Regions from separate parts of the Homo sapiens genome. Here region 1 is linked to region 2. The links are chromatin contacts, found by Hi-C in ENCODE. All regions are on one chromosome and are shown on one strand. The core of a region is the stretch at or near the end of the contact, and the rest is flanking DNA. Distances in the headings are between cores, read along the strand shown. Region 1 holds the start of TTC3 (tetratricopeptide repeat domain 3). Region 2 holds the start of CRYZL1 (crystallin zeta like 1).

Evidence for each region. Hi-C counts contacts between places; a loop is a spot of excess contacts on that map. Pooled maps may share reads with other maps.
Region 1: a map of naive thymus-derived CD4-positive, alpha-beta T cell shows a loop between it and region 2 (17-fold over the local background). The contact joins the promoter of TTC3 here to the promoter of CRYZL1 in region 2. A Hi-C loop is called at or near these places in 1 of 168 maps with a recorded cell type or tissue (naive thymus-derived CD4-positive, alpha-beta T cell), 1 of 37 single-sample maps with no recorded cell type and 11 of 50 pooled maps.

Annotation. Positions count from the first base shown.
Region 1 is chr21:37,070,724-37,075,023 of GRCh38, reverse strand. TTC3 (tetratricopeptide repeat domain 3) reads right to left here and starts at 1,770. Exons shown (of 46, transcript NM_001330683.2): 1 at 1,551-1,770. It overlaps PIGP (phosphatidylinositol glycan anchor biosynthesis class P), which reads left to right and starts at 1,953. Exons shown (of 5, transcript NM_153682.3): 1 at 1,953-2,024; 2 at 2,487-2,590. The coding sequence starts at 2,509. RefSeq lists silencers at 1,363-1,422, 1,643-1,962, 2,203-2,482 and an enhancer at 1,761-2,055.
Region 2 is chr21:33,639,975-33,643,792 of GRCh38, reverse strand. It overlaps CRYZL1 (crystallin zeta like 1), which reads left to right and starts at 2,052. Exons shown (of 13, transcript NM_145858.3): 1 at 2,052-2,112. It overlaps ITSN1 (intersectin 1), which reads right to left and starts at 1,292. Exons shown (of 40, transcript NM_003024.3): 1 at 1,080-1,292. RefSeq lists silencers at 534-663, 984-1,083, 1,094-1,433 and an enhancer at 1,904-2,313.

The DNA.
Region 1 (4,300 bases), core at 521-3,020, 3.4 Mb before region 2:
TCTAGAAAAGGAGGGGAAGGAACTGAGAGCAATTTTATTTCTTTAAAAAAAAAGAGTATCTGAAGTAAATTTGGCAAAAGATTAAATAATCACGTCTGTAAAATCTGAATCATGGATTGGTTAGCTCCCCCTCTGTATTTGATATCTGAAATATTCCAAAAATTAAAAGAAAAAAAGGAAAATTAGACAATAAGAAAATTGGGCAGAACAAAGACACCAAAACGCAGCCCTTGAGCGCAGAGCACGAAACCTTGAGCAATCGGAGCAGTAGCTGGGTCTCTAAGGGGTTTGAAGTTTCTTACCCTAGGTATCCTTATACTATATCCCATTTTCCTTAGGATAAATCGCAAATTTCTTGCAACAAAAAATGTCCTAACTAGAGTCGTAGTTATAAGGAAAAGGCTCTCTCCGGAGGAGTAAAATCTGTAAAATTTCTACCTTGTTTCCCTCGCCAGGATCTTGGGCAAAATGGAAAGAGATTTAGGTGAATGCCATAAAATACTCTATAAACCATTAAATATCATCAAGAACGCCTAAGGACCGCATCGCCCAGTAGGAGAGTGCATATATTTTGAAAGGTCTCTGCAACTGAGGGGGTTTTGGCGTCCAGGGCGCCACTGGAAAAGGCACGGCGCACTGGTACCAGCCCAAATTCACCTACGTCTCGGCTTCATTTTTTATCTTTGATCCCCCTATTCTGTCTCCTGAACAGGCTGGCTGAAGAGGCCACACTGGCAGCGTCAACACTGCGGAGCAGCTGGCCAGACTCGATCCTGTCCACCCCCCTTCCCATTAGCGTCTGTGGGAGAGAATGCTCAGAAAGAGGCGCGGGGGCGAGGGGAGCGGCGAGGTTACCCCCCTCCTGGGTCCGTTCCGTGGGGACAGGCCCTGGACTGGACTGCCAGTTCACACGAAAACAGGTGGCAACAGAGTCGTGACACGCACACACAGCAAGGGGTGTGCACGAACGTTCACGCTCACCAACGAAACCTGCACACAAGAGATACCCACTCGACAGAATTAAATCCGCACACAAGAGATCACGCACTCAACAGGACCCATGCGCAGACACTCTGCGTCACTCGGAGACACGCAAGGACGCACACTTGCGCGAGCAAGGCTCTAGGCGGGGGTCGCAATTGCAGAAGGCGCGGCCACGCGCGCTAGGGGACGCGCAGCCCACAGACAGGGGCAGTAACACAAAGGGGGGCCACCTGCAAGGCCGAGAGCGCCCACGCAGCCGCCAGGGAGCGCGGACACCGACACAAAAGGGGCGACGAGGCGACACGCGAGCGCCTCCACCCAGCGGAGGTGTCAGCCACGCACCGGCCGAGGCACGGGCAGCGGGGGGTTGCGCACAAAGGGACTACTCACACCCTCGCACCGGCATCCCAGGGCCTCGCTCGCGAAGGGGCACCAGACCAAGGGGGCAAACCCACTGGGGTAGGCAATGGCGGCCACACCCCCTCATCGCGCGGGACCCAACCCATGCAGACACAGTAGGCACCTCAGCGAGGGACGCGAGGAGACGCGCACACACCCACACTCACCACACACCCACGGAGGGGGTGTGGAAGGCCCCGCTCCCCCGGCATCTCGGCTGCAGCGGGACAAGGTGACACATCCGGGAGCCCGGCAGCGCGCCGGGTGTGCACTCACCCGGGCCCGCCGCCCGCGAGCCTCGGACGCGGGCAGCAGCAGCAGCAGCCGCCGCCGCCGCCGCCGCCACCTCCGGCCCTCCACGTCAGCCGACGGCGGGAGGGAGCGGGTGGCGGCGTTGAAGCGAGGTGCGTCACGTGGGCTGGCAGCGCGCGTGCGCAGTCGCACCCCACCGCCCCCTCCTTCGCCGTCGCGAGCCGCGGGATCACGCCCGCCCCCGCGCTCGCTGGCTCCCACCCGGGGAGGGTCGTTGTGCGCCTGCGCCAGGGTGGGGGTTGCCGTCGCGCCTAGGCCTTTCCCTCAGGTTTTCCTCTTCCCCACTGCGGCTCCCCAGTCGGCGCTTGCGCGGAGAACTCAGCGCTGAGGTGGCCGAGGTGTCGGGAGGGGCCTGGGTGGGCGTATGAAGGACCCGAGGTCGAGGGCCCCCCCATACCCCGCCTCGAATGAGAAATAGAAGTCTCCACGAATGGGCAGGGCCCGGGGCCTGGGCGCCGCGACCTAGTAGGCCCGCATGCTGGTGGGCGCCGCGCGAGCCTTGTTCCCTGCCCTCCCCTCCCACAGGGAGGCCACGCTTGCAGAGCTGGAGCGCGCGTCTATCGCCCCAGAACCCCCCTCCCTGCCCTATCCTCCGCCACCCCTTCTGTTGCGGGGCGCGCGCCAGCCTGGGTGTCTGTATGCGCTCGAGGCGGGGGCGCGGGTTGCGGACGGAGGCGCGGGAGGCGGTTCTGCGCGGCGGGGGCCGTACCCGCGGCGGAGCGAGGAGGCGAGAATGGATCAATGGTGCCACGGAGCACATCGCTGACGCTGATTGTGTTCCTTTTCCACAGATTGTCTAAAGCCCCAGGAAAAATGGTGGAAAATTCACCGTCGCCATTGCCAGAAAGAGCGATTTATGGCTTTGTTCTTTTCTTAAGCTCCCAATTTGGCTTCAGTAAGTACTTTCCTGATGGATGGCCAGGGGCTTTTTCTGGCGTTCAGTGACAAGGGAAGAATACATTGGTTAGACTGTGCACACATGAACTGTTGATTCTTTCTCCCTATGTCTCTTTTTAAGAAAATCTGAAGGGATCTCGTGTTTGCTGAGTGTTCCGTGTGCCAGCACTAGCCTAGGAGGTTTTAGTCTCTACAAATATTTATACAGCACCAGACGCGATGGCAAAGTGGATAAAGCCTGGTCCCTGCCCTTAAGGAGGTCGTGGTCTTGTGGAGGAGACAGATGGGTAAATCTACAGTTAATGCTCAGTGTGATGAGTGTCAGGGAGCACGGTGGAGAGACATTGAAACCAGACTGGAAAGTCAAGGCTTTCTACAGAGGCCTTTCCCCCTGGCACTGATGCTGATTAGGAAAGAGTAAGAGGGAGGGAAGAAGTGGAAAGGCCTTGAATGAGGGCGTGAGAGGGTTTGGACCCGAGGAGCTTGTGATGTCACCAGTGTGCCCTGCGGGATCTGGGGAACAGGAGAAGTAGGCCAGAGAAGTCGGGTTGAAAGGTGTGTCGTTTGCGTCCTGGATCTCCCTTAATTTAACCCCATAACATTCCATTTTACAGATAAGGAGACTGATGCTCACTAAGACACTAATATGCCCACTCACACAGCAAGTCCCAAGTCTCTCCCCAAAATGATTTGAGAATTTTGAGGCACACAAAAGGGAGAAAATTGAGTGCCCGTGATCCAACGTTCTGCAACTGTTTGGAAACCAGGAAAGTGGAGGAGTGGTAGTACTTCTGAACCCTAACTAAAATATATCAGCCTGCACCATCAGCACAGCTTGCAGATGAATGTAATGGCCAGGCTATTAAAACTGAAGTGAAGTGAAGAAGTTACAACTGAGTTCGAATTCTGACTCCTCCACAGATTAGCCATGTGAGCTGGGACCCTCAGCAAATTTTTTGAGCCTCAGGTTCCTTATCTGTAAAAGGGTAGTGATAATGATGGTTATTAAATGCTTATGACGCATGAAACAGTTCTATGGGGTAGGTTCTGTTATTACTGTCCTTTAAAGATGAGCATCCTGTGGTTTCAGTAACTTGCTCAAGATTGCAAAGCTACTAAATAAAAGCCTTCTAAATTTGAACCCAAATACACTGGCTGACTTCACTCTGCTGCCTCTTCTGACTGTTGTGAGGATTAACGGGGGTAATTTATGTAAAGCACGTAAAATAATGCCTAGGAACAGTTAGGGACTTAATAAGTGTTAGCTACTGATGTTATTGTTAGCACTTTTGTAAATCCTTGTTCAAAGAGTATGTCAAGGATTAGAAGCTATATGAATAAATAAAAGCAATCACTTTAAGGCTTAAATTCTGGCCGGCCTGGTGGCTCACGCCTGTAATCCCGGCACTTTGGGTGGCCGAGGCAGGCAGATCATCTGAGGTCGGGAGTTTGAGACCAGCCAGACCAACATGGAAAAACCCTGTCTCTACTAAAAATACAAAATTAGCCGGGATGGTGGCGCATGCCTGTAACTCCAGCTACTCGGGAGGCTGAGGCAGGAGAATCGCTTGAACCCGGGAGGCGGAGGTTGCCGTGAGCTGAGATTGCACTTTTGCACTCCAGCCTGGGCAACGAGCGAAACTGTCTCAAAACAAAATTAAATTCCATCATACCCACAACCAAAAAGTAATTCAAGTATTTATTGGTG
Region 2 (3,818 bases), core at 803-3,302:
TCAAGAGGAGCAGCAAGAGAAGAATGCCAACAGACAAGCACAAAGAAACGCATCTGGCCGGAGCCTGCATGTATCTAAATTTCCAGGTTGCTGCTGCCCTCAGAATAGCACTGATGATGGCAAAGTTCTAGAGGAAACTTTCATATTGAAGAGGCTATAAAAATCTCTATAGCCTCCAACTCCACAGAGAAGCCGCTAATCTATTTCTTCCAAAGCAAAGCCTTCTTGAGTCTGAATCACAACAAAAGATTGCCCATAGGAAATGTAATCTCCGAAGTTGTTTTCTAATCCCAAGGCAAGCAGAAGCGCAGGAAGGTGCGGCCGATTCCTCGCCGGTTTCCTTTTTTTGGGAATTCGGATTGCATTCGTGCAAGCAAGGGACTGCAATTGTGTCTTGGGTCCACACCACAAAACCGTGTCGGTGCGTAAGAAGGGAAGGGACGCGGCGGACCCGGGGACGCGCTCACAGGGCGCGGAAGACGCTCCCCTTTAAATGCCTTCAGGGGCGGCCCCGCGGCGCGCCCTGGGGCCGAACGGCATTGCCTGCCCTTCACTGACCCAGGATTCTGCAGGCTTGCGAGCGAGGGGCCGAGGAAGGAGCCGGGGCTCCAGGCAGAGGCGGCGCCGCTCCCGCCAACGCGGGTCCCCGGGAGGCCGGCGGGAGGCGAGGCCGGGCCGCCCCTCGCCGGCGGCCGAGGGCAGCGAGGTCAGCCCGGGAAGGAGCGGCCGCCCGGGGTCCCCGCGAGAGGAGGGAGCCCGCTCGGCGGCGGGGCCGCGGCGCCCATTCATCCCCACGCCCGTCCCGCGGCCGCCACCCCACGGCCCACCGCGGCCCCCGGCCTCCCAGTGCGGGTCCGCCCGCCACTCCGCCGCCACCCCCGAGGACGGGAAGGACAAGGCAGAGGGGCAGCCGCTGCCGTCTCTCGGGCGCGCGGCGAGGGGCTAAGGGCGGCCGGGGAGACAAGCGCCGGGCGCGGGACGGATGCCCCGGGCAGCCATCGCGCAGACCCCCGCGCCGACCCCCGCCCCCGCTGCAGCCGCCCGTGGTCCAGGCCGCCGCCTTGCAGCCCTCTCCTCACCTCATCTCCGGGCGGGTCCGCGCTGCCGCCCCAGGGACAAATCAGTGCCGCTCACGCGCCGCTGGGAGGGACGCAGGAGCCGCAGCCCCGCACACCATCCCCGCCCGCCTCTCTGTCCGTCCCGGAGCCCGCTCGGGATTCTTCCTCGCGAGCCGCCGTACTACGGAGCAACCAAGCTACGCTCCCTCCCCTGGCGCCTCCACTCTTCTCTACCTCCTTCGCTCCCTCCCTCGCTCCCTCGCTCCCGCCTATCTCCTCATCTCCCTCCGCTGCCTCCCCCGCCCCCCATCCACCATCCATCTCCGCCCATAAGTGGGTGGGGAAACCGCCAGCCAATTGGAAGAAGGGGCCCGCACCTTCTCACCACCCCCTACCACTGGCCCCGCCCACCGTGCGAACCCAAAGAGGGTGAGCCAAAGAAATGTAAGACAACAGAGTGACAAGCCGAATGAGCCAATCAGCAGGGGCTGTGTGGGGGCAGGATTAGCACTCTCCCCCTCCTCCCCATGTAGGCGTAACAGGAGATTTATGGTCTGAGGTTGCCTATCGTGGTTTATGGAGATTTTGTTGCACGATTTCGGTGCATCTGCTCGTTGCCGTGAGAGACACTAGATAGGATGCACTTAATTGACTTAATTATTGGAGGTTTTCAAGGAGAGAATAATGTGGAAAGGAAAAAGGCGAAGCACAACCCAAAGGGGTTGGCCGGGCCTATGGTTGGAATGAGGAAGGGTGTGGTCTTCGGCTAAAATTTGCATAAAACGGAACCCATCCGGGCGATTCCAACTTCGCCCATTTATTGGTAGTCCTTGGGGCGGGGCCTCGCCTCTTTCTCCGCCCCCGAGCGGAACATGACGGGAGATGTAGTTCCGAGACCGGTTGCCATGGCGTTCTGGACAGCCTCGCGAGTCCGACCCCGCCCTTCAGGAGTGACGAGCGGCCTGACCAATGGGAGCAGGGGGCGGGCTCTCTGACGAAGGACTGGAAGGTGGCGGTGGTGAAGGTGCAGGCCGTTGGGGCGGCTCAGAGGCAGGTGAGCCCCGGGAAACGCGTCCTGTGTCTTGGGAAACGGGCCTTTAAGCGAAAGGTGGAGAGATGCCCCACAGAACCGTGCAGCCCTGGGGAGGATGGTGGTTCGCGTCGAACCCTAACCTGGGACTTGTTCGGGCCCAGGCCTAGCTTAGCTGAGGCCGCTGAGGGGTGGGTAAGACTAGATTTGAGGGACAGTTTCCTGGACCTTGACGGGTTTTGATTGTAGGTCTTATCTCAGTTTGCATCTCCCTCTACTTTTATGGAGGCAGAGGTCTGGGAGTGCCCTTCCACTTAATCTCCCAGGTTGGGTTTTTCTCCTCTGCTTCTTGTTCCTAGAATTTGAGTGTCTTTTTCTTTCTCTGTTACTTCTTCTCAGCCACTTCTTTCTTCCTCATCACTTTGCTGTTTTCGGAAAGCAGTTAGTAGTTATTCGCTGTATGTGGCTTTTGAGCCAGATCGGCCCTCTTCATTATGCTAAACGGCGGAATCATCTGGAGCGAGATGTAAGCATCGCCTTGGGATAGGTCTGGGTCGGGGCCGAACATCTGCGTTTCTAAGAAGCTCCCAGGTGCTGCTGTCCACGTTATGAGTAGAAAGGTTTTACCTGAACTCTGTCCAGTACAAATATAATGCGAGTCCCTTATGTCATTTTAATTTTGGGGTAGCTACATTTAAAAAGTGAAAAGAAACACGTGAAATTAATTTTAATTATATGTTTCATTTAGCCTAGTATATCTGAGACATTATCATTTCAACGCTTAAACAAATATTTAAAAATTGAGATTTTACGTTCTTTTCTTCGTATTAAATCTTCAAAATTAAATTAAAAAATTAATTCTTCAAAATTAAATCTTCAAAATCTGATGTGTATTTTCCACTTAACAGCGCATCTCAATTCCGACTAGACACAGTTGGAGTGCTCAATAGCCACCTGTGCTAGTGGCTGCTACAGTAGCCTACTGCAGAAATTAAAAGGTGGGAAAAATAAGGTTGCATTGACCAAACCCTTTGCAACTCTATGAGATGGGATTCAGAACTACTTTAGAGATTCTCTGTAATTGAGATGTGCCCAATTTACAGAAATAATAGTCAAAATAGCCAACATTTCTGAAAGTATGATGTTGCGCTGAGTGCTTTGCAGGTATTATTTAATCCTTATGGCAACCCTCTGAGATAACTGCTATTATTATCTAAGATATGGGATCTCAGGCCCAGAAAGGTTAAAATTAAGTAGCCCAAAGTCATACCGCTAATAAGTAGGAAAGCCCCGATTCAAACTCGGGTCAGTTATGACTTCTAAATCAGATCCCGCAGCCATTGCAGTGTATAATTACTACCTTTTATCACTAATTTCCCTTATCGATGCCTCTGTTCCAGCTTACAGCAGGGGATAAGACGTTTAGATTTGAAAGTGAGGTAGTTCGCCATACAAGATAAAGCTGCCAGCCTTGTGCAATGAAATATTTCTAAGATTAACTATGCTCTTTTTGTAGACCCAATGAACTACATTGAGCTCAGGAGAGTTTTATGAGCAGAAGAGCAAAAATACACATATTGGCCGAGCGTGGTGGCTCACGCCTGTAATCCCAGCACTTTGGGAGGCCTAGGCGGGTGGATCACTTGAGGCCAGGAGTTCGAGACCAGCCTGGCCAACATGGTGAAACCCCGTGTCTACTAAAAATACAGAAATTAGCCGGGCATGGTGGT